3 separate regions of the Homo sapiens genome follow, and all the other regions are linked to region 1. The links are chromatin contacts, found by Hi-C or POLR2A ChIA-PET in ENCODE. All regions are on one chromosome and are shown on one strand. Each heading gives the region's core, a stretch centred on a gene start or an enhancer-like site at or near the end of the contact. The rest is flanking DNA. Distances are from core to core; before and after follow the strand shown.

What was found. A loop is a pair of places that touch in the nucleus more often than their neighbours do. ChIA-PET counts read pairs that join two places held with the same protein, here RNA polymerase II (POLR2A). Pooled maps may share reads with other maps.
Region 2: a loop to region 1 is called in a map of GM12878, with 11 times the contacts of the local background. The contact joins the promoter of ZNF800 here to the promoter of POT1 in region 1. A Hi-C loop is called at or near these places in 5 of 168 maps with a recorded cell type or tissue (CD4-positive, alpha-beta T cell, CD8-positive, alpha-beta T cell, GM12878 and 2 more), 4 of 37 single-sample maps with no recorded cell type and 16 of 50 pooled maps. POLR2A ChIA-PET finds 5 or more read pairs at or near these places in 2 of 52 experiments (K562 and activated naive CD4-positive, alpha-beta T cell).
Region 3: a loop to region 1 is called in a pooled map, with 23 times the contacts of the local background. The contact joins the promoter of AASS here to the promoter of POT1 in region 1. A Hi-C loop is called at or near these places in 9 of 50 pooled maps.

What each region holds. Positions count from the first base shown.
Region 1 is chr7:124,928,574-124,931,832 of GRCh38, forward strand. It overlaps POT1 (protection of telomeres 1), which reads right to left and starts at 1,252. Exons shown (of 19, transcript NM_015450.3): 1 at 1,221-1,252; 2 at 242-426. POT1-AS1 (POT1 antisense RNA 1) reads left to right here and starts at 1,300. Exons shown (of 8, transcript NR_125719.1): 1 at 1,300-1,443. RefSeq lists enhancers at 1,188-1,487, 1,242-1,536.
Region 2 is chr7:127,391,314-127,394,175 of GRCh38, forward strand. It overlaps ZNF800 (zinc finger protein 800), which reads right to left and starts at 1,395. Exons shown (of 6, transcript NM_176814.5): 1 at 747-1,395; 2 at 184-302. The coding sequence starts at 244. RefSeq lists silencers at 555-954, 1,355-1,754 and enhancers at 850-1,350, 1,195-1,324, 2,065-2,194.
Region 3 is chr7:122,142,958-122,145,822 of GRCh38, forward strand. It overlaps AASS (aminoadipate-semialdehyde synthase), which reads right to left and starts at 1,292. Exons shown (of 24, transcript NM_005763.4): 1 at 1,204-1,292. It overlaps LOC102724527 (a long non-coding RNA gene), which reads left to right and starts at 1,457. Exons shown (of 6, transcript XR_007060500.1): 1 at 1,457-1,539. RefSeq lists enhancers at 116-621, 1,623-1,672 and a silencer at 923-1,122.

The DNA of each region.
Region 1 (3,259 bases), core at 2-2,501:
TTCCGGGACTATATTTATTCATCTTTGTACCTCAGAAACTTACTCCAATGTTTCACACACGAATTTGATAATTGTTCGCTAAATAAGTACTGAATAAGAATAACTTATTGAAATATTCAATCTCAAATGTTATGACAAAGATAAAAACCATACCTAAACCAGTTCTCATAAATAAACTCAACACTTAAAAACTGCATTCCTTTTAGTAGGAAAAAGCATTCTGAGTTATAGAAATTCTTACCTGAATATATTTCTTGCTATAATTGTAACCTGGCTGTAGGGATCCGAAATCTACTTTATGTAATTTACTCAGCGGCTGAACTTCAGGCACCCCATTGACTTCCTTTATTAATTCAAGTGGCATATCAGTTCTGCTTCACACTGATGTCCAAAGCAAATTCAACTAGGGAATCTGACAACTTGCTGCTGAAAATACAAAACCAGTGTTTTACCCAAAATGAAGTCAATAATTTGCTTTAAGTCTCTTTGACTTAGTTATGCTTTTCCTTATTATAGTTAACACGGTTCGGGGTTGGGGGGTGACAGGAGGATGGATTATTTTACAATTTTATTGCAAAGATCAATACAAAACATTCTTCCAAGGAACTGAAACTTAACCATTTTCTACTTAGCTGCGTAAAGTACCTCCAAAAAGCCAGTTTTAAGATCTGTAACGTCACTAACAAACGCTTTTAACATTGTGCTTTAAAATGTAAAATTTATTGGGGAAGAGGGAGGCTGAAAAATCGTGTTTTTTTTTAACCCCCACGGGAGCTGTAATATTGTATAGACAAACTGTGCACCAAAAGCATCGTACTCCAACATGTTTCTGTGGCCCCCTCCCTTCACCCGCTAAATAAATGAAGAAACAAAAATTACTGAACTGAGATTAACTTCTGCATCGTAGGCTCAACCTTATTTCACAGACCTCTTGACGGGGACACTCACTAGTGTCGATATCTAATTTTAATGTTTGCGCACCAACCTTCCCCCAAGCCACCTGAGCTCTGTGAGGGCGGGGACTTGGACTTAACTCCTGTCTGCTTCTCCCAAAACACCAAGAAAGATGCTGAACACAGCAGGCTCGAGATAAACACTCGTAAGAAAGCGTTTCTCTGCGATAATTACATCAAATTTTGATCTAAACTAATTCAATCCCGGGCCCGTTACGTCTGGCACCCACTCAAATGAACACACCAAACCTTACAAATTTCACTCACCCGTACTCTAGAAAGAACCCTAGGAAGAGTTTAGGCGGGCGCGCAGGTGACGTCACACGCACGCTGACGGTTCAGCTCCACGCATGCGTGCAGGATCCCTGGGCATAGTCGCTTGTTCTCCGCCCGCGGTGGACCAGCTGCGTAACGGTTCACACACTGATGGCGCCTGGAGGTTTGGCGAAATACTGACAGGATGCGACGTCAACGGGAGCGCAGGGCCAAGGTACAGGCCCCGCCCAGTCCGGTCACATCCCCCGGAATTCTCGCAGCTCCCCTTAGCTCCGCCCCCAGTGACTTTCCAGCTTTCGTGGCGGGAGGCAAGCTTAGGGGAAGCGGGCGGGTCCGCTGGGCGGGATTTGAGCTTCCCTTTGGTAGATTCGAAGCTCCTGTAGGCAGAGCCTTTCTTTTAATGTCCAGTTCTCTTCCTCCAAGAAATAGGCACCTACTGCAGTCTTTACAAGGAAGCATTTACAAGGATAACAATGTTATTTGGGAGTTTTTATAGTAATTTCGGGCATTGGCATAATGCCACCATTGAGTCTTGCTATTTACAGACAGATTTGATTAACCTTGTCATTGTTTTATAGGGCCATGATTTTGTGGTATAATTAATATTTATTATAATTTATTTTATAGGTTTATTATAGTTTATTTAATATTTATTATAACTTATAATTGATAAATATTATAATTTATCATTTATAATGATAAATTGTTAAACATGAATTCTCTGCTAATTCCAGATATATGCCTTCAATCATTTAAGTGAAATCATCCTAGTGTGAAACTAAATGTAATAAAGAATTACATGAATATTTCCAAGGCTAATTTGAACTAAAATATCTTCTTTATATACATATTTGCAGGAGGATATAGCTAACTTTTTTTTTTTTTTTGAGACGGAATCTCGCTCTGTCACCAGGCTGGAGTGCAATGGCGCAATCTCGGCTAACTGCAACCCCCACCTCCCGGGTTCAAGCAATTCTTCTGCCTCAGCCTCCCTAGTAGCTGGGATTACAGGCGCAGGCCACCATGCCTGGCTAATTTTTGTATTTGTTTAGTAGAGACGGGGTTTCCCATTTTGGCCAGGCTGGTCTCGAACTCCTGACCTTGTGATCCGCCCACCTTGGCCTCCCAAAGTGCTGGGATTACAGACATGAGCCACTGTGCCCAGCCAGCTATGTTTGAAGTGCCTTTTTAATCAACAGGAAGCATTCAGTATTAGCCCATCTCCTGTTTCCCCTCCCCATCCCTGTAGTTATATCCCACGCAGAAGCCGGGGTGACAAGTGCATGAACTCAGGAGCTGTCCATTTGAGGAAAACTATAGGGAAGGTTTAGATGCTATCCTCCTTCCATCTCTGGCTGCATCCGGCTGAGAAATACTATTCCTCCTTTTTATGTGAAGCCCTCCACATGGGCTTTGGACCCTGACCAATTTCATCTCCCTTCCATCATCATCAATATATTTTCTCTTAATGTATTTTAAGCTTTCCTTCTTTTATTCATTCTTTCCCGTCACCATTTAAACACATTCTCCCAGGCTCTTGCTCTGTCGCCCAGGCTGAAGTGCAGTGGCGAGATCATAGCTCGCTGCAGCCTGGAACTCCTGGGCTCAAGCTATCCTCTGGCCTCAGCCTTCTAAGTAGCTGGGACTACAGGCACAGGCCACCACACCCGGCTAATTTTTTAAAAAAATTTTGTGGAGACGAGTTCTCACTATGTTGCCCAGTCAGTCTCACACTCCTCTGTGGGTACTAAATATTTGTTGAATGAACAAATGCTGAGGAAAACTGTTTATCTTACTTCTGACTTCCACCCCTCCATCCCACCCCTGCCCCCCACCACCCCATTACACTTAAACTGCCCTTAGAAAAACCACTGAAGAACTCTTTATTGCTAACCCAAAAGGACATTTTTAGTCTCATATTTTTGAAAACATTCTTTGTGCTACAACATGGTCCTAGTTTTCCTCTTACCTTCTACCAACTGAATCTTTTAAAATTTCTCATAATCTGTTTAGCCTGTAAGTATCCATGT
Region 2 (2,862 bases), core at 145-2,644, 2.5 Mb after region 1:
GGATCAAGCAGGGGAGACCTCTTGTTTGTACAAGCTTTTAGCTTCATAACTGGCTTATGCTAGGGAATATCATAGCCTGCTTAAGAATGACTACTGGGGCAGGAGGAAAAAAAGCTAGAAAAAAAGAGAAGGCAGAGTGGCTCTGATGGAGGGCAAAGCAACTGCGGACGAAGAGGGGTCTACCTGGTTCACAGCATCCGTGATGATGGTGGTCAGTCTGACAGTATTTGTCCCTTAAAGGCATTTTCAGTGGACTCGACCTACTTTGCTTTCACTGTAAGAAGCTCTTCATTGCGGCGTGGCTGTTGAAAGAAGCACAAACCCGTCACTCGCCCTGAACTTCCTGGGGGGCACTGGCTGCATTTTCCAGATACGTTCCCATCATCAGCTCTCCGCTTTCCCTCCACGGACCCGCACCTCCCTCTCGAAAAGAAAACAGAAAGACGCACAAACCCTCCTGCAGCCCAAACTCCCCACACAGGTTCATCGCCCTACCCGGAAACGCAGCCTCGGGTGCGCAGCGCAGGGCGAAGGCCTGGCCGGCAGCGCGGGCGGCTGCGGCCTCGCCGTCCCGGGCGGGCGCGCGGAAACGGAGCGCAGAGCGCGGCGGGCACCGCCGGGCTCCGGGACTACGGAGGTGCCGCTCCCGCCGGCTGCTGGCCCACGCCGCGCCCTCCCGCTACGCACGTGCGTTGGGGTCTCCCTGGCGGAGACCCCGTCCCCACAACCAAGTGCGCCCAACTTACTCAACTCTTAGGGCGGGCCGGCGGGCGGGCGGAAGGAAGGAAGGCAGGCCGGGCGGCCGCGGGGACAGCCTGGCGTGGGAGGCGGCTGCGGGCCCCACCTGGCGCAGCCTCCGCTGACCACGCGGGGGAACCCGGACTCGGGCCCGACGCGCTCCCAAAGAGTCCCCGCCGGCGCTGACGCGGAAGCGCCACAGCTCACCACGTCCCTCCGCGGGCCGAGACGACTGCGGCGGCGGCTCACGGCGTCCTCCGCGCTGTGTGGCTAGGCGGGAGGCGCGCGGGCGGAGGCAGTTGACAGGAGGAACCGCCCGGCAGCAGCTGCCGCCGCCACCACCGAAGGAGCCGGAACCGGAGCGGGCAGGACCTGAGGCTTCCCTCGCCGGGGCAACGGCTGCCGCCGCAACCCGGGTCCCACCAGCGCCGCTCCACCTGCAACGGTCCCTCAGGCTTTAGGAGAGGGGCGGAGAAAAATGGGGGTCTCCCCCAACCTTGGGCCTTTTCGGTGGTAGTTGTTGTTTCAGGAAACTTTATTAAGTCAGCCTCTCTTTTACTCTGTCGCCCCCTCCTCCGGAGAGCCCGAGCTACCGCCGCGGAGCGCGTAGGAAGGGGGAAGCAGAGACTCTCCGGCAGCGACAGGGAGCGACTGACTGACCCCGGACGGAGATGGGGCGAGGGCAGGAAGTGACAAGCTCACCGAGTGGGTGGGGGGAGTGTGGCCGGCACGCCCGGGAGCGCCGCGCGCATGCGCCCGGCCGGCGCCCCCGCCTGTGGGTAGGCGACGCGCTGTGCCCGCCGCGGCCGGTGGGGAGGGGACCGGGGCCGCCGGCGCGAGGGCCGTGTCCGAGGGGAGGGAACCGGGGCGGGGGACACCAGGGCCGCGGCCGGAGTCTCGGGCCGACCGAGAGCCGAAGCCCAAAGTGAGGTGTGAGGCCCGCGATGCGGCGTGCGCGCCCACGGAGACGGGCTGCTCGGCCACCAAACTGTTGCTCTCGCTGTTCTCTGTTCAGTGGAACTGAAACTCGGGGAGGGTTGGGAGAGGACTTAGGAAGCGGTGGGCAGATGTATGAGCCATAAGTAGTGATGATCCCCAAAAGGCTGTCAGTGCATTGCTAAATGGCAAAAGTTGAACATTTTTTTCCTGCCAACAATTTTCGAAGCATGCCTCCCGGAACTTGGGGATTCTTTTATCAGGCCCAAGGGAGGGAAAGCATCTATTGGTAGCAGATGGGTATTTATCCTGGCAGCTCCGCTTCTCAAACTTGAAAGTGGAGTTGGGTCACGTGGGCTCACGCACTTTCCCTCCTCTTCTGCGCCCCGATCCTGCTTGGAAAATCCTCGAAGATCCCAGTCATCTGTCAAATTCTGCCAACCAAGGGCCGCTTCTTGGGGGCGAGAGAGCCGCCTCCGTTGTTTCCTCCCAGCTCCTGGAACGTAATTCTTGCTCTTGGTGACATCAAGCAAATATGTGTCCACCGCCCGTCAGGAAATTTTAAGAGAATAAAGCCCATTCGCCTTGTCTCCGATCCTCCCCAAGATCCACTGAAAACCTTTCCAGTTGGTCCAACTTAAGCTGCCATTGTGCGGGGTCCTGAAAAAACTGAAGTTCAGTAGATAGACTTTGTTTAGAAGAGAAAAAGTTCAGTTTTCAAAATCCAAAGGAAAGTTTGTAAATTGATACATTTGTTACTTTAAAAATGTTGGGCCAGGCGCAGTGGCTGGTGTTTGTAATCCCAGCACTTCGGGAGGTCAAAGCGGGAGGATCGCTTAAGCCCAGGAGTTAGAGACCAGCCTGGCAACATGGCAAAACGCCCTCTCAACCAAATAAAAAAAAATTAGCCGGGCAGGATGGCGCGTGCCTGTGGTCCCAGCTACGGGAGAGGCGGGGGCGGGGGGCGGGATGGCTTGGGTCCAGGAGGTGAAGCGTTTGCATTAGGTCTCCGGGGATTGCAGCAGCTTGATTCTAGGGGATGACAAGAAAGGGATAGAAACGTGATCTTTAACTAGTCACATAAGTGGTATGATCATATATATCTGTCCCATAGTTAAGAGGCATCACCCAACGTGAAACTAAAATATGAAATGCCACAGTTTATAAATTAATGTAAAATAAGTTATG
Region 3 (2,865 bases), core at 42-2,541, 2.8 Mb before region 1:
GAAGAGTGGGAAAATGATTCAGGTAAATTGGCTTCAATTTTTGTCCACCTAACTCATTTTGCAGAATGGCCACCAGGTTACACAGTCAAGTCATGTAGCCCTAGATTCACTCATCTTCATGGGAAAAAAAGAAGAGGGGAGTGCAGGGGACAAAACAGACAAACCCAGAAACACCAAAGTGCCATCAGTGTTTTGGGATTTTTTTTAATACAGTATTGGAAAGCCGCAGCTTCAGTCAAGGACCATTCCGTCCTGTGTATAACTACATCTCACAGCTGCACCTTCCCCACTGATAACCCACAACATCAAAAAATGTTAATCCTTGTTCAAGTTACTGAACTAATTCATTCTCTCTCGCGCTCGAGCGCTCTTTCTCTCTCTCTCTTCCGCTCCCCCCACCCCCATTCCCCTGAAATCAATGTCTGAAAAGCACATTTCTTCTTCTGAAGCTGTCAGGATAGACAGACATTCAGCCCCATTCAACCGAGGAGGGTGGGTAAACTGCTTCTCCCCGCGCCCCGTCCCGCGCGAGCGCTCACAATGGGCTGCATAGTCCCGCAGGGGCTGAAGAGTTCAGGAAACCCAGACTTGCAAGGCGCCCAACTTCCACCCATCTCCGATCCTTGCTGGAGAATGGGTCTGTGTCTCGGAGAGTGGGCAGCCCAAGATGGACAAGGAGAGAAGTTTGTGATCAGTTTGGCTAAGCTGGGCGTGGGGAGGGAAGGGGGAAAGAACCACCCCGAAATCTCCATCCACCGCCCCCTCAGCCAGCCGTCCCCTCTAAGCACGCCGTCCACAAATTAACAAGCCGTTGTTTCCTCAGCTTCATCAGTTCTTTATTCCCCAGCCACAGCACCACCACTGTCCGCCAAAAAAGAAAGAAAAGAAATCCGAATTGCAATCCCTCGCCTTTCTACTTAGAAATGCTGGAGCTGCGCTGACCGCTCTCCCTCCCTTCCTCGCAGTGAAACTCTCTGCGTTTCCGCTCTCCCTCCATTCCTCGCAGGGAGGCCCGAATGCTCGCCGCCTTCTCCCTCTCTCGGCCCGGCCGGGGTCGCCTCGCGGCGCCGGGACCCGAAGGCCAGGCTCGCGGGCCCCTCCCAGCGACAGCCCGAGCCCGGCCCGCTATCTCCACCGCATCTCACAGGCTGAGCCCACCCGCGCGTCTGCTCAGCTCTCCGCGGGGACCTCTCCTCTCCTCACCTCGTCCGCTCTGGGGCGCCGACTTGTCCCCCGCCGCCTCGAATCTTCCGAGTCGCTGCAGGGGAGGCTCCGAATTCCTAGAAGAAACTGGGATGGAAGGCCGGGAAGTAGGAGGTGTTTGCTCAACTTCTGAGGACGTCACGCCTCTGCCTCCCGTAGCCAATCAGCAGCCGCCCTGAGGGAACAACCTTCTCATCTGCCAATCGGCGGCGCTGCCAGTTGCTACGTCATGCCCGGCCCCTGCTCCTCCCCAAGATCCTTCTGTCTCTGATCTCTGATCTCTGACCTGCGTTCTTAGCTGGGACGTCGAGTTCTCCCAGGATAATTATCGACCAGGTTTGTAACTGTCCGTGGCAGAAGGCGGGCGGGGACGGAAAGCAACGAAAATAGTCTGGGCATTACGCTCTAAATAGAGGTGCACATCTCCTGGGGAAAAGTTGCGAGCGCCGGTACCTCACGTTTGTTTAGCTATAGACACTTTTCAAAGCATTTCACCGCCTTGTCACAACCCTGTGAAGCCAGATAACAGTTCTTACAACAGTTTTAGAAGCCAGCAAGCGGAGAATCTGAGAAATTAAAACTGAGTGTGTTCATGTGCATATGGCAATGTCCAATGTTATTGAAAAGTCCTAACTACCTAGGAGGCCTGGAGGGAGGGGGAAAACGTATTTCATAGACACTAGCCCCAGCACTAGGAACTGAAGAATCGTCTGAAGCCCAGCTGTGATTCCCCAAGGCGTCAACGGTCAGAAGTTAATCTTCCCTCCTGTTTTTACAACTTTCTCCACCACTTACTCTTCTTATACCTGCCATAGATGTATTTAGCTACTGAACTCCTATGTCAACAATCTATAGCCAGAACGTTCTTGAGACTCCACTCATATCTCCAATTGCAGAGAAAATTATTTATTTATTTATTTGTGGTAGACATGGGGTCTCGCTGTGTTGACCAGGACACTGGTCTGGAACTCCTAGCCTCAAGCTATCCTCCCACCTCGTCCTCCCAAAGCACTGGGATTACAGGTGTTAGCCACTGTGCCCAACCCCAAATTAGAATTTTATCTGTAAGTAGAGTTGGAATTTTCTTCTGTATCTTCAGCTTCACATTTCCAAAATCGGATCCCTTATCATTCTTGGAAAGTCTTCCAAAGGCTGTGTAGTGGTTCACACCTGTAATCTCAGCACTTTGGGAGACTGAGGCTGGAGAATCACTTGAGCCCAGGAGTTTAAGACTAACCTGGGCAACGTAGCAAGACCTGTGTCTACTAAAAATAAAAATAATAAAAATAAATAAAATTTTAAAAAGCCAGGTGTAGTGGCACATACCTGTGGTCCCAACTACTTAGGAGGCTAAGGTGGAAGGATCACTTGAGCCGCAGGATGTTGAGGCTGCAGTGAGCCATGATCATGCCACTGCACTGTAGTCTGGGTGACAGAGTAAGACCCTGTCTCAAAAAATAAAATAAAATAAAGCCTTCCCTTTTGTGCTCACCAGCTCTGTTACTAATATCACTGCCTTCCTACTCACCACCTATCCAGACTTAAAAAGCCACGGTCACTTCAGTTCTTCCTCTGGCCCCTCAGCCTTACCCTTGGTGTTGACACTGTCCTTTAAAAACCCCACTACTATCACCCTACTTCAAACCCCTTTTTATATATAAC